Linked DNA regions of Homo sapiens: region 1 is linked to region 2. Evidence: read pairs that join two places in POLR2A ChIA-PET (ENCODE). Cell type or tissue: PC-3. All regions are shown on one strand.

The links. Peaks named below come from ENCODE experiments on the same cell type or tissue, not always from the same donor. Only the 100,000 strongest peaks of a DNase experiment are listed, where the experiment ranks them.
Region 1: POLR2A ChIA-PET joins it to region 2 with 5 read pairs; 2 of 35 experiments call an interaction of 5 or more read pairs at or near these places.

Annotation. Positions count from the first base shown.
Region 1 is chr1:106,967,844-106,975,843 of GRCh38, reverse strand. No RefSeq gene overlaps it. Among named protein-coding and RNA genes, the nearest start is that of PRMT6, 85 kb to the left of the region's middle. In PC-3, no CTCF peak of the experiment used is centred here; no DNase peak of the experiment used is centred here.
Region 2 is chr1:106,674,608-106,682,607 of GRCh38, reverse strand. No RefSeq gene overlaps it. Among named protein-coding and RNA genes, the nearest start is that of LINC01661, 140 kb to the left of the region's middle. In PC-3, no CTCF peak of the experiment used is centred here; DNase peaks (open chromatin) are centred at 3,757, 5,267 and 6,387; H3K4me3 peaks cover 1,430 bases; H3K27ac peaks cover 3,990 bases.

The sequences.
Region 1 (8,000 bases), 290 kb before region 2:
AAGAACCTGACAGTGAAAAAGCCAGTTGTCCACCTCAATCTCACTTTTTCTAGTGTAGAAACTGAGTTAGGGGAAATTTTTCACATGCTTGGTGCCAGGAAGATTGCGGGGAGGGGCATCTAAGACATGCAAAGCCTATTCTCCTACCACTGGCTCAGAGTTTTTTTTTTTTTTTTTTTTTTTTTTTTTTTTTTAACTTCTCTGTGGCCCTGAGATCTGACTATCATATTTGAGTTCTGGGATATTGCTGGAGATAATATTGGTGCTGTATACTTATTTTTAGTTTTCTGTGGGGGAAAGTGAAGCCAGCTTGTGTTTAAGCCATGATTTTGGACCTGCAAATACTTCTCAAAAAAATTTTGAAAAATATGATAAGAACTTCACCTATTGGCCATCTCCTATGGGCTAGGGAGCATGCTTGATGAACAACATGCATTAATTATTTCTTATGAGAATTATTTCTTATGAGAAGTAGCTTATGATTATTTTTACCCTTATTTTATAGACAAGGCAATCGAGGCTTATTGAAGTAAGAAAATGTGCCCACGATCAACAGATAGTAAGTGAAAAAAAAGGGATTTCTTGCTTCTGCCTGATTTCATGCTCATAGCTGACACTCATTCTTAATGTAGGTTTTAAAGGATTTTCATGAAAATGTTAGACATCCAGAAAAAAGGGCTATAATCACTACCTTGAAGCTAAAAAAACCAAGGTCAACTATAATCTAAAAAGGCAAAGATGGTCAGTATTACCAACATGTTAAGAAAATGCGTTTTAAGTACACAACTTAAAAAGTTAAAATTTCAGATGAACAACCTACCAGCTGAGTAAACTTGGGGTCCATCCAGTCTTCTGGTCCATGAAATTCAGCATTTATTATTATAAAGAAATGATAAAATGATGTCTATATTAAAGAGGGGTTCAAGAATAAAATAAGGTAGCACTTTAAAAGTTTAGGATAGTGCATTGAGTTTCGTAAGTACTCAGTAAATGTTATCTATTATTTTCTTATTAATAATAAAATAGAGCAGCTGTTTGAGAAATGGCTCCATGTGAGTCTACATTTGATAATACTATAAATAATCTACTTGCATTATCTAATAAATACGTTTTTCTGCTTATATGTTTAAACTTGGAAAAGAACTATCAAAATAAAATGTGGATCACCTAATTATTGGATAGGTTTGTGAAAGTCATTAGCATTATAATAGATTGGCCAAACCAGCTATGACTTTCTTAACTTCCTCTCCTCAAAATTAGGGGGATTCTTCCCATTACCACATTATTTTAGTTTTAACTAGTGGATGAAACCAGAAAAACCAAGACAGTATAGTTTGTTCCTAGATAGAATAGTTTCAAAGGTTTTCGCTTTGCTGACAAAATTATTTAGCATTATACTTGGTGGGAGTGGTGAAGGTAAATTTCATAATTTGATGTTATTAATAAAAACAAAGTTAATATTTCTTGCAATTGTCTTTCAAGGGAATAAGTGGCAGATTAAATTTGTGTTTCTGGGCTGGGCACGGTGGCTCAGCCCTGTAATTCTAGCACTTCAGGAGGCCGAGGCGGGTGGATTGCTTGAGCTCAGGAGTTAGAGACCAGTGTGGGCAACATGGTGAAACCCCGTATCTACAAAAAATAGAAAACTTAAACAGGTGTGGTGGTGTGCACCTGTAGTCCCAGCTACTACTTGGGAGTCTGAGGTGGGAGGATCGCTTGAGCCTGGCAGGTTGAGGCTGCAGTGAGCCAAGATCACATCACTGCACTGCAGCCTGGGCGACAGAGTGAGACCCTGTCTCAAAAAGAAAAACAAAAAGGAAAAACAAAACTGTGTTTCTGACCTATTTCTCCAAGGACTTAAAATTTAATTTTGGAGCAGTCTTATAAATGTAAAGAATATTTGAGATGAGATTCTAAAGATCTGCTCTCTTACTAGAAATGTGAATTTTAGCAAGTCTTATCTTTCTATGCCTCATTCATTATCTGCTAACAAAAATAAGTTTGGAATATCAAATGCAACAACAAAATGGGACATTCTGTAAACTGGATAACTCTCTAGTTGGTTAGGACATGTCTCAAACCTAGTGTAAATTCAGGTATTAAATGAGACAAAAACATGAAATGTTTTGTATTTTGAATAGACATGGATAGTATATATAGAATTATTACAAGGTTAAGTAGCTTCATCTGCTTATGTAGCCAGTCATGAACTTTTATTCATTTGGTTGAGGAACTCATGTATGTTGAACACTTGCTGCGGAAAAAGCAGTGTGTTATAATGGTGAATAAAACAAAAACTGGTTTATTAAATGAAGTTTATTGTCTACTGTTAATAGAAGAGTTGGACATAGCATACATATGATCTTAGCTAAGCATTGTGATAATTTATGTGAAATAAATTAACTGAATTCTATAAGAAAGAATAACATCTGGGGAGTGATAACTATCTTGGTTTGGAGAGTTGGAGAGTACAATGCTTGAATTGGACCCTGATAGATGAGTTGATTTTAGCCAAGTGAAGACTCTTACTTGATGGGTGGGAAGAAGTGAAGAAGCTGTCCAGATAAGAAATAACATATTCAATACCCGAGGGAGGCAAGAGCTTGGTGTTTTCTAGGAACTGAAATTGGTTCAATGAGGTTGCAATATAGAAGCTTGGGATGAGTTTGAAGATCTGGACAAAGTCCAGATTATGCAGAGTTTGAGGCCATGTTAAAGTGGTTGGATTCTATTCTAAATGAAATGGAAAGCCATTGAAAGAGAGGAGGGAAGAATAAGTGTCCCATATTGGACACATTGGTATGCAGGGACCTAGAAGCATGTAAGTGACTGAGTGAAGTAGTTAGTTGGATATGAGCCTGTAACTCTGGGGATCCAGACTAGTAATATCAGTTTGGGAGTCATTGGCACAGACTGTCTTTAAAGTCATGGGAATGGATGATACCTTTTAGGAAGAGAACCTAATGCGAGAAGAAAAAGTACTATCTCTGAAACCAAGGAACTCCAACATTGAAAACTTTAAAAGAGGAGTTGTTAGCAAAAGAGACTGAGAAAGAGTTGTCAAAGAAATAGGAGGAAGTGTGGTGTCAGCGTCAGTGAAGCCTGTGTTTTGAGACATAGTGGCCAACTGAGTCAAATGCTTAAAAACTGTATGGAGGTCAGTACAACTTTAGCAAGAGTGGCTTGGGTGGAGTGTTGCAGGCAGATGACATGTCTGATGTTGAAAGGTAAACAGGAAGTGTAGAAGTGAAACCAGGACAAGAAGAATATTCTAAAGTAAGTGTTGGATAAGAACAGACAGAGAAATCTAGAGCAGTAACTATTGGGAGATCAGACATTTTTATTTTGTTGAAGATCAGAAATAAAACATGCTTATATGTTAATATAAATAATCCAACTGAGAGGAGAGGTTTAAGATGAAGGAGAAAGAAAGAATAGTCAAAGAAGTTATTCCTTGGGAAGGCAAGAGAGCCTGGAACTCAGAATACGAGCCAAAGGACTTTGTTAAGAGAAGAGATTAATGGTTGTAAATTTGTGGTGAAACAGATCTGCTCAGTTATACTAATCTCTTCGTTGATGTTCACCTTCAAGGAGACAGCCTAGAGGCACATAACTGGGTTTATACAGCTTAGAGTTTTCCCAGAGCAGTTACAAGACAGTGAGAGGAGACCAACAGGGGTAGTTTGCAAGGGAGTGATTATAATTAGTTGAGCTTAGAACTTTTGGTAATAGACTGATGTAGATTTTGTATTTGTAGCAGTAAGCTATTTGTGGTCTCACTAACTCTGAGTTGTGCCCTGTGACGTATATTCAGTTTGAAGGCTAATATTGGTTTCTTTATTGCTGTTTCTAAAATATGTCTAGATTTGAACATTTTAGTAGCTAATATGTAGTGCCAATTTTCTCGCTGGCATTCTTCTCTTCAACAAAGTCAGTAATCCAAGTTGTAAGAATAAGTATTTTTATGGATCGCTATAAAAGTTATTTTATTTTGAATTCTAAAATGCTGTTTTCTAAACATCACTTGATATCACAGATGTTTTCTTGGCCTGCTGGGTGAAAGATGCTCTAAATTTGCTTCAAGGAGTTTAAACATATGAGTCTAAATAGGAATATATTAGGTAAGTTTTTTAGATAAACCACACACACACACAGACACACACACACACCACACAAACACACACACACACATACGCACATGCACACTGCTCCTGCAAAGCTCCCTCATTTCCATCTATGGAAATCCATCCAGCAAATACCTCTCTGCTATATTAGGCTTGCCTGTGAGCTTCATCTCTGCCATCATTACCTTTTAGTTTTTTGAGGTGACAGCATGCTGTGTACGTGTAAATGCATCAGTGAGGATGCATTTACAACAGGGCAGGCCTCCTCATGTAACTAGCTTTTCCAAATGTCTGTTTTTTAATAGGATGTTTTTTTATTTTCCTTTCCTGCCAATTATAATGAAATGTTTTAAAAAAGAGATTGTCTCTGGTTGCTCTAAGATTAAGATAATTCTTCTCCATCAATAAATTCATAAATAATAATCATTTATAAAAATCAGCACGTTATCAGTAGAAACCTGCAAGCAATTTAGTCTTTAATTACACATATACAAGTATTTCTATCTTAACTTTCCCCATTCTTTTCCCCAACTAATCTTGATGTAATACATTTTTGGAAAGTGTAAGACAGCTATTCACAAATTCTGGGAGAGTTACTTAAAGTATTGAATAACTGATCCCTTGAATAACACTGTATGTCATCCTCCCAAAATTATCTCACTTAATTCTGACAATAACCCTTGAAAAATAAGTGTATTATCATCATAACTATCTCATTATTACAAATGGCAAAATAAAATTATGAAGAGTTTAGGGGCTTAAGTAATTAGCCTAAAGCGATAGAACTGGTAAGTAGCGAAAAGCAGAACTCAATCTCAGGACCTCACATTATGATTTCTGTGTTCTTTCTATTATCCACACTGCCTTTCCAAACTGTGCTTCAGTAGCTGGGACAAGTCATGTGACTGGACTTAGGTGGAACTAGAGAGATAATAGATAAAAGCTGGGGACTCTGGGATGTGCTTCTCTTTGGAAATACTTTTGGAGGAACTGGACCTTCATAGAGAATGCAAGCCCATGATTTCAGCCATGATTGCCACACTTCTTGGCAGAGTCTTGCTTGTTCTGTCACTTATTTTATAGGATTTTATGAGATTTTAATAACAATACTTTTAATAAGATATCATGAAGAAAGCATGATATGATGAAAGAAAAAGGAATTATAATGTAGTAGGTTAGCCCTAAATTCATAACCCTAACTATAAATATTATATCATTTACATAAGATTGTTTTTTCACCAGAGGAAAAGTATTTGTGTTTGTCAGATAAACATGTGTGATGTACATAGTTAGTAAAACTGATAGTATTAATAAAAATCTTAATAGGCTTCATGATTAGAATAAAATGATATTTTGATCCAAATCCCTAATTAGAACAGTACATTTACCAACTGTTCTCATGGGAAATGGAGCCAGAGTTCATCATTTAAAATGATACCTAATTAATCTTTCTTTGTAACAGATGTCAGCCTTATTTTCAAATCTTTTGTAGACAATAACTCTCTGTGTGAATCTTTTAATTGTCTATCTGGGGTTATTTTTTTAACACTATAATATATAGTTAAATAAAGAAGGTAGAGATAATCAGTTTAACTGTGATTTGAGTCTGTTTAGCTACTATGGTGGGAATATGAGATGTTTAACACCACAAATACATTCATGATTTTCTATCAGAATTAATTTAAAATGAAGCTCAGTAGTAAGTGTGTTAATGACAGTATAGTGAGGAAACACTGGCCTGGGAATTAGGAGACCAGAATTCTCTGCCACATATGATTGCATTATCTCAAGCAATTCATCCCACCTCTTCAGACCACAGATGCACTTATCTGCATAACAAAGCCACTGGGCTTTGATTCTTAGGATCCCTTCCAGGATGAAGATTTCTTCATTATCTTTTAAAAAATTCCATTTTTATAACTTACATTCCATTTTAATTTATTCTGTGCATATGTATGTGTATATATGCATATACCCACACACATACATATAGCTCTATCTTTATTTAGTATTTAGACTTCATTCCACCGTGTCTTTTGATGAAGAATAGCAAGATAGTGACAGCTAATAAAGTTATTTATGTTTTTTTGACAATATTGTCTGGTATAGGTAAAAAGAGAACCATTATTCAGTAACAGTTTTCAGCATATACCCGTGGAAGCATAATATTACATTTTGAATGCTTTTGCATCGGTGAGTTAGGAAAAACAATTATGATGAAAATTTAAGATATTCATTTAATTTCTATCAATTCTTCCTTATTATAAAGTAATGCATATTTTAATTCTAGGAACTACTTACCAAAAATGACAAAAGTATAATATAAAGAACAGAAAAAAATATGGAATAGAATGTGTCAAAAATGGTGTCAGTACTTGCTACGATAATTAAAGGTAACAGCCTATTAGTAGGAACTTATGTGTTACTATTGTTGAAGATTTGAATGATATGATCTGTATTTGGATGAAGACTGAAATAGTTTGACCTGTAAGTCTGTTGGCTTTGAATGAGCTCTATACTGTTAAACAAAAACCCATGAAGTTGATAACCTTTATAATGCCAAAAGGGCTGATAGCAGATAGGAACCGTTAACATCTAGTAAGAGCTCATTCTATACAGGCTATATTTTATACATATAATTAACTTCACTTTAGTCCTTTAATTGATTTCATTTTGCATTTGTACATAGTTAGTAAAACTGATAGTTTTATTATCAGTTAGTAAAACTGATTACTGATAGTTAGTAAAACTGATTTTCCTAGTTGGACAATGGCCCCATCATTCATCTCTATGAGAATACCAAGACTTGCAGATATTAAAGTACGTTAGTCAAGATCTCTCAACAAAAGTGGAGGGGAGCCAAGATTCCAACTTAGGCAGTTTGAATCCAGATTCTTATCAATACACAGTGACAATAAAACTGACAAACAAAGGTGTAATGCAGAAACAGAAGGCCAAATACCACGTGTTCTCACTTATAAGTGGGAGCTAAATTTTGAGTATGCATGAACATAAATATGGGAAAAATAGATACTGGGACTACAAGAGGGGCACAGAGAGAGGGAGGCAAGGGCTGAAAAACTACCTATTGTGTACTATGCTCACTACCTGGGTGATGGATTCAGTCATACCCCAAACCTCAGCATTACACAATATTCCTTTGTAACAAATCTGTACAAGTACTCCGATTCTAAAATAAAAGTTGAGGCAAAAACTTAAAAATAACCAACTAATCAACAATAATGCATGCAGATCATTCCTAAATGTTTATCTTTAGCTTGACCTACCTGTATATCCATGTGTCTTTTAGACTTATCCCCTAGAAAGTCTCAGAGTTCCCTCTAATCCACACTGCCAAGCTGAACTCACCATCCTGTACACTAAACCCGCTCCTTCTCCAGTGATTTTCCTAGTTGGACAATGGCCCCATCGTTCATCTATGGCTCAAGCCTGGGAATCAACACTGTCTTCTCTCTTCTCACTTGCTACATCCAATTATTCATTATATAAATTCAATCCTATTACTTAAATACTTTTAAATCCAGTTGCTCTTCTCTATTGCCATGGCCTCCCTCCTGGTCCAGGAGACTATCATTTCTCATGTGGTCAACTGTAAAATTTCCCAGTATTGGCTACTCTTCTTCCAGTTTTGCTCTTTTCCTATCCATTCTCTATGCTTTAATAAGAATGATGTTTTAAAGTTGCATATTTTATTATATAACAGAGCTGGCTTAAAACTTAATATATTTTCATTGTTTTGGATAAAGTCCGACCTCCTTAATATGCTTACAAGTTCAGCTCTCTGCTTACCCTTCTGTCCCCAAGCCCACATCATCTTATGCCATGATCTCCTCCCATCTCATGTGATAGTCATGC
Region 2 (8,000 bases):
AATCATTATGCTGCAGCTGTTTGATTATAATTGTTTTTGTTATCCTAATATCAATAAAAAGCCCACAGATGATAAAAAGGATAGTGGTGAAAATGAACGTGCCTTTGCAAAAATTATACCAGTGAAAGAGATCTGAGTTAACTCATCACCTTGGATTTCCCTTAATTAATCCTTGGCTATTGGGCCAAGCTAACTTGGGAAGACATTTAGGCTATAGTCTAAATGATAATAGGCCTCCTCTAAAAGTCAGTCACTTTTGTAAAGCTAATGGAGATCATCAGGCTGGGGAGAGGGGAGGAGCCTGCGTCCTGCTAATGCACAGACATAAAAGAATGTCAGCTATTACTCTGGAGGTTATAAGATACGCAACTTTGCCAGTTACTCCTGCAAATAGCACCACTGTTGTGGATGGGCCTTTTGAAGTATGTCTGCAGTGTTTTTGCATGTCTGATACCCATGGCTCCACCTAGACCCACCTGGACTCACCAACTCAGCACTTGTGACCCTACCCAGAAGTGATTAAGCATGCAGGAAGACAACTTTGACCCCCTATGATTTCATCTCCACCCCAACCAATCAGCAGCAAGCCTAGCCACCCCATGCCTTCCCCCAAACTGCCTTTGGAAAACCCCTAACCTAGGAACTTCAGATGAAATAATATGAGTACTAAGTCTGTCTCCCACATGTTGTGGCTGGCCTCGTGTCTATTAAACTCTTTCTTTATTGCAATGCCATCTGCAGTGCCATGGTCTTTCTCTATGCAGCAGGTAGTAGGAGCCTCTTGGATGGTTACAAGAAGACTTACATAGGGAATTTTGACTGTAAATAAAGGTTCCTGTGGAGCTTCCTCTATGGTTTGATCAAGGGGCCAGTTCAGAGCCTTTAAACCTGATCTAGGAGTTGGCAATTCATCCTGGAATCTGGATACCTGCCTCAGTAATTACTACATTGCTCTGTAAATTTGAATAGTCTATTTAACTTCCACGTTCTGGCTGCACAATTGATCTCCCTAGTCACACACATTTTTGGTCATGAACTAAGTCAGATAAATGGCATTCAAAACTATGAAAATATGAGCTATATCATTCAAATATGAGGCTTTATATCAGCCTAAAAACTTTTCTTTTTAGGATTTATTTTAGAAAAGAACAGAACAATGCACTGTTGGATTTGTCACTTATATCCAGAGGGTCTGTATGTTTTGTTCATCAGTATTGTTGCTTTTATAACACATTTCCTCTGGTTTTCACAGTGTTTAGCCATGGGACTTGTGACTGATAAAGCAGAAGTGTGTGAGGAATGAGACAGTGAGAAGCAGTGACCAGCTGTTCAATATTATGATACCACTGAAATGAATAAATCTATCTTCCTGTAGGAGACAAAAAGTGCCTTGCTCTAAAGCAGTAATGTGTGTAGAGAGGAGATAAGTGTGTTGTGGATGTCATGACAAGGACAGGGCTAAAAGCTGCAAGTGAATTCTCAGTCAGATTAGACTCCTCCCTGACCCACTAAGTAAATGCTGTACCTGATTGGCCTTCTGCAGTCCACAAATAGTGTTTGCATTTCACTTGCTGAAAAAGCAGCAGTCACGCTTTTTTCCCCAATCCGAACAAAAAGAATAATTGAGAGCTCTTGAGGGTGGTAAGAGAGGTTGGTGGGCAGAAGTTTGAGGGGAATGTGGAGAATACTTCAATCAAACCTGGAAGTGTGACAAGCCTGGGCCAGAGGAAACAACTTTATTCACCTCCGTGACTCCTCCTCATCCTGCTCAGTACACATTCGGCTTTTCAATTAGCATTTAATTTCTTTGGCATACTATTTACTCTGTTCATGGTGTACATGTATGGTACTCCCTTACTTTCAGTCATGGATCATGGGTAACTCAGCAAAAGCTCAGCTTATCGATTTTAACATCCTCCTAATTAGGCTCCTGATTAAACTACCAACCCATCGTCCACCCAGAAGCCACCAGGGTATATCTAAAGAGCAGATCAAAGAGTGACTTTCCTTGTCTGACTCCAAAATCAAAATCAAAGTCAAAGCCTTTTTATATCAGTCACTTTACTCTGAGAAGAGATTCCACATTCCTTAATACAATCAAGAGTCTTTATTCCCAAAATACCTCTCCCTAGTCAAGGCCTCCAGTTTCAGATTTTGCTGCAAACAAACTCCAGTTTCAGTTTGCTCCAGTTTCAGTTTGTCCTGTTTTACCCTCTGCATGCCACATGTTAGCCACAGTGAACTGTGTTGTAGTTACTAGTGTTTTCCACTTGCTTTTGTTTCCATGTGTTTGCACCGTGACTTCTCTCCATTCTCCTACCAACAAGTACTCACCTTTACCAGGAAATTGCCTTTTTATGCCCCAGTCCTTGGTTTAGGGGTTTCTTAAACACGAGGATGAATTTGTGTCTTGAATCTGTATTCCCGTTGTGTCCCCAATCATCCTGTTTTCAAACTTTGCCACAGCGAATAGTATATGTCTATTTTCTGCAAGCGTCTTTCAGTATACTACAAGTTCCCTGAGAACATGGCTCCTCTCTCATGAACCATTCTTTTTTTTTTCTGAGATGGAGTCTCACTCTGTCACCAGGCTGGAGTGCATTGGTGCCATCTCAGATCACTGCAACCTCTGCCTCCCGCGTTCAAGCCATTCTCCTGCCTCAGCCTCCAGAGTAGCTGGGACTACAGGCATGCACCACCATGCCAAGCTAATTTTTGTATTTTTTAGTAGAGACGGGGTTTCACCATGATGGCCAGGATGGTCTCGATCTCTTGACCTCGTGATCTGTCTGACTTGGCCTCCCAAAGTGCTGGGATTACAGGTGTGAGCCACCATGCCCGGCATCTCTTCATTGTCCAGCACAGTGCATGGCAATGAGCATCTCTTTGTTAAAACTTCATGTTAACTTGCTGTTCTCATTGCGCTGTGTTTGGGGAAAGGATTTGGGTTGACTAGCTAAATACAAAACCACAAGGTAGGAAATCCAAAGTTATGCTTTGTGAGGCTACAAGATGCCTTGATACTATATTATCAAATAACAAGTAATTAAAATTATGAATAACTTATTCTTTTCTGCAACCATTTTTCCCATGTATTATCTATGTGTCTACATTAGCAGAAACCTCACAACTTCCCAATCTGGTAGCAACTGTTGCCATCATGTCACATAATAATTACTTTTCATAGTTTCAGGTAAAGTCTTGCTCTGTTGGCCAGGCTGGAATGCAGTGGCATAATCATAACTCACTGTAGCCTCAAACTCCTAGGCTCAAGCAATCCTCCCACCTCAGCCTCCCAAGTAGCTGGGGCAACAAGGGCATGCCATCATGCCCTGAAAATTTTTTTAACAAATTTTGTAGAGATGGGGTCTTGTCATGTTGCCCAAGCTGGTCTTGAATTCTTGGGCTCAAGGGATCCTCCTGCATTGCCTCCCAAAGTGCTGGGATTATAGGCATAAGCCACTGCCCTTGGCTAATTGTTATTTCAATAAGGTAAATATATAATGTCTTCACCTTGAAAAGCATAATGATTATCCTTTTATGTATGTATATATACACAGATGTATGTGTCTATCTTTGAATGTTTGTGATAATTTCACATGCATTATGTTATTTATTCTTTACAATACTATCTTGAGGTGGATAGTGCAATTTTTATTATCTCTATTTTATAGATGACACTCATCTATAAAGTATGTTTACTATTTAGCATGTGTCAACAGCCAGTAAGTAATAGAGTAGGCATATCTGACTCACCACATAGAGTCTCAATTTATGAGGAGTTTCTTCTCAATTTTGGAGTGTCTGGGAAAGGCTCAGTCTCAAAGCCTAAAATAATCTGTACTGTAAACCCCATGAGAGCAAGGCCCACATTTATTTCCTTCACGACTGTGCTTTTCATCACTGGGCTTGACAGAGAATAGGTACTTAAGAATTATTTGTTAAATCAGTGAATGAATCTATACTTGGAATTCTTTTCATTGCCTTCCAAGCTTTTTTATATTTGCAAATGGCACACAGAAAAGAGGTGTGATCCTCTATGGCACCTGACATGGAATAGGATAGTAGAAAGAGACAGGCTGAGTTCAATTCCGGCTCCGTTATTTATTAGCTGTGCACTCTTGGACCATTATTTAAATTCTAAATCTCAGTTCTATCATCTGGAAGTTCCATCATCTGGCTAGAACATAAATACAATATTACTCTCTTCATAGGGTTTTTCTTATGGGAAGTAAATGAGATAATGTATAAAATGCATTGACACAGGTCTAGCATTTAGTAGATGCTAGATAAATATTACTAGTTATCTTCCCACTGTGAAGGAGAAGTGTTAATTCATATCCATTTAGGTCAGCAAGAGATTCAATCATTAAATTTTTTTTCTAAACAGTTATTACATATTTATAATTCCAGGCTGCTTGATTTATATGTGCCCTGTTAGCTGCTTCTAAGCAGTTTCCAGCTTTCGCATACCCCTGGAGTTTATCTTATTCTGCTTTATAGGTTGAAAATAAATTTTGAAAATCATACCAATATAACTCAACAATCTTTTACGCTGATGGATTTAGTTGTGAGTTTTAGCTAGGAAAACTAACAACAAGAGTAAAATGTTTTGTAAATCCATACCTGATTGGAGAGAGGATATTAGAAGTTAAGCTCTTGGTTTTAATATATCTAGGCATTAAGCTACCTTTGTACTTTGCTTGGTATGCTAATCCACACAGAAAGCATTACAGAAATTTCGATTTCACGAAGCCCTCTCAAGTGATTCTTTTAACTGTGTGAGTGCTGAAATGTGCAGCTTTCCATCCATTCTATCTACTTAAGGATTCAGAAAACAACATTAGTTTTGCTTTTAAACAAAAATCATTTTAGGCAGGAGCCTTGTTTAGGGAATTAGAAAAGATAATGATACCTTTTTTGATTCCTTGTGTTGCTCTATTAATTAAATTAGTTCATTTTGTTTCTTTCCTTCTTTGTTATTTTTAAAAATAAGTTAAAAATATGTTCTTGTCTACTTCTGCAACTGAAATTGCTGCTTGTTAACTTTTGGGGGCTCTTTCTTTTCTGGTGAAATATATGTGGATTTCTGAAGCAATATAAAAATCTATATAAACGGTTTCTGTAGAGTCTTTTGCAATCAGGCTATGGTTTGAATAGTGGCTCTGATTTTTTAACTAGATTCCTTTAACTATTGTATTTCCCTTTGGTCAAAAGCAGTGATTAATATCCACCTAACCAGTTTGTTGTGTAGGTAGAGTAATATATGTACATTTCTCTGTATGGAGCAGAAGCTCGATAAATATTAATCTCCTCTTCTCTCAAGTATTCTTTCACCATCTATACGCTGTTGATAATTTTATGTTTGGTAATAATAACATGTTGCATTTATGTACCATTTTTGAATTTTGCCAAGTACTCTTCTGTGCTGTCTTTTAACCTCACATCAAATCTGGGAGGTGGATAGCACAGTGATTATCATTTCTGTTTGGGAGACTAAAAAACTTAATGTAAACTTCTTAGCTGTAGGGGACTTTTGCTCTTTTTTCAGTATCTCAGGCTGAGCCTAACACAGAGCTTGGCATGCATTAGGGGCCATATATATACCTGTACTGAACTAATGATAGCAAGAACAGTAATTTGCCCAAGGTCACACAGAGAGATGTAATGTCAAGACCAGGATAGGGCTACTCTGACTTTCAGAGTCTAATGGAAATTAGACAAGGGGTGAGCATATATATATTTCCCAAAACAGTCAACTCGGGGAAAATAAAAATGTTGACGTGCTGCAATTTAAATGAAAGTAGCTTTGTTGAGTCTTGAGGAAAAAAAGTACTGCGTCTACTTAGATTACTTACTTCTGCAATAGAAAAGTGCCAATGGGAAATATTAGCAGTCTTTTTTTCACCACTAAAATGTTAATATCTGGGCATATTTGAGAAGGAATCATCCAGAGGCAGCTTTCCAACATTTTATCCCTTATATTTGCAGAGCACTTTAGGGTTCACAGAGTGCTTTCACAGGCGTAATCTAATCACATTTTGAAACAATCCCAGAGAGAGGTTTCATTACCAACCACCCTTTGTAAGGGACATACTAAAGTTGGAGACGGAAAATGACTTGCCTATGGTCGCACAGCAAGTGTGCAATGAACAAGGCTATGTGCATTGCTTCCTATACTGTATATAAGAAGCACGTGCCCTCTTGGCATTGTTCTTGGTACTGGGGGTAGATATAAGATAGGTCCCCCCCACTTAAAACTGAAGAAATCTGACTTTATCTCTTACACTCTCCCAATTTATGCTTACGTGCTTTTTTTTTTTTTAATCCACTGATTACAGTACAGCTTGGGAATGGGCCAGTCCTAAAAGGATATTGCACAATATCCTGAGGTTTTCTGCCCTAAATGCTCTGCTTTGAATGACATGGAAGTCTACAGTGAGAATTACACCTCACAAAGTAAAGCTGGGTGGTCTTCATGCTGCCTTACATGACTTACTTGTGTAATCCATTCTACTAAGTCAGGTTTTGTTCTGGTCTGTAGAACACTGGCAATTCAGCAGAGTCTTTACTTGAAAATCTAAAAATTAAAGTTGCGATATTGTTAAAATTGTAAAGCTGTGCACAGATATAATAATGCTTTGGAAATTTTTCACTAACTGTGCATTTAGTAATCTTCCTTTCCCACATTTATCCATGCAGCATTTTCATACACTCATTCTTTGCTTTAGTTTGCTTGCAACCTTGGAGATTGCAGTAAAACAAGTTTATTTAACCTGATTGCCCAATGGTGGCAAATGAATACACATCCCCACACCTCCAGCTCTCTTTAGGGAGTTCTCCAAGCTTCTTTAGAGAGTGGAGGAAATCTGTGGATATGTGCTAGGAATAAGGTACATATTTGCATAAAGTGCCAAAGCTGGGAAGTATGAGGAGGGAGTGAGAATGGCACAAGAGGTCTGGCTTTCTGACGATGTAACTGTCTCTCTGTGTACAGTCTCACCCACTGGTCTCCTTCTGTAACTCTCTTCTAAGATTTCTCATTTGTCACAGCTACATGAGGTAGGAATTAATTTTGAAGGTTTTAAATTTAAAAAGAAACTTTTTTTAAACTTACTTCTGCTTCCTCCCTCATCTATATTTTATAGTTTACCTTTGTTGTAAGTGACATTTTTGTACCAAATTCTTTTGAAATTGTAGGGTTGTCTACGATTGAAATGTTCATAATATCTTTTGCAGGGAGAAAGAATACTTAAGAAAAGTTCTGTTGGCCTCAAACAACATGCTACTTTTGAAGAAATCCAGACATGCTTTATATTTGATTTTCTGCTTTCTGACCCAATAGAAGTAATGATTGACTTCTTTTAGACATGGCTGTGTTTGCTAGCTGATTGATGAAGTCCATATTTAGTGGACTTGCTAGGTTCTTCTGCCTATTCTTTCAGTAATGCTGCTGAAAGTGAAATTAGACCCTCCAGAGCAGGTGCTATTTCAGTGGGTGGGTGGATAGATTTAGTCTGTGGTATGGAGGTCACCTTAGACTTGAATACAAATAATTTTTTCTTCTCATATTTTCTTACATCTGCATTTATAAACTATTGCTATACTCCTTTTATCAAAAAATATAAATGTAAAGATAATAAGGGTTCGTTTAATTGGAAATCTTCTCAACCTGAAATTTGCAAATATTTTATCACTTTTGTGTTGTTTGCAACTTTCCATATTTCCAACATGCTAATGACTATATAAATAACATTTCCCAATGTGTTTTTATTTAATAAGAAATTAAAATCTCAAAATACATGCTAAAATACAGAACTTTCCAATAAGGTAATTAGTATAGCTGATGAGAAAAGCTTGTGTCCTTCTCTCTATCTGGTAACTCAGTTTGTTGTCAAAGATAACCTTCGGTCCAATATTGTTCACATTCAGCGACTACTTAAGAGGCACTTACAGCCCAAGACACTAGCCTCAGCTCTTAGAATACTAAGAATACGATA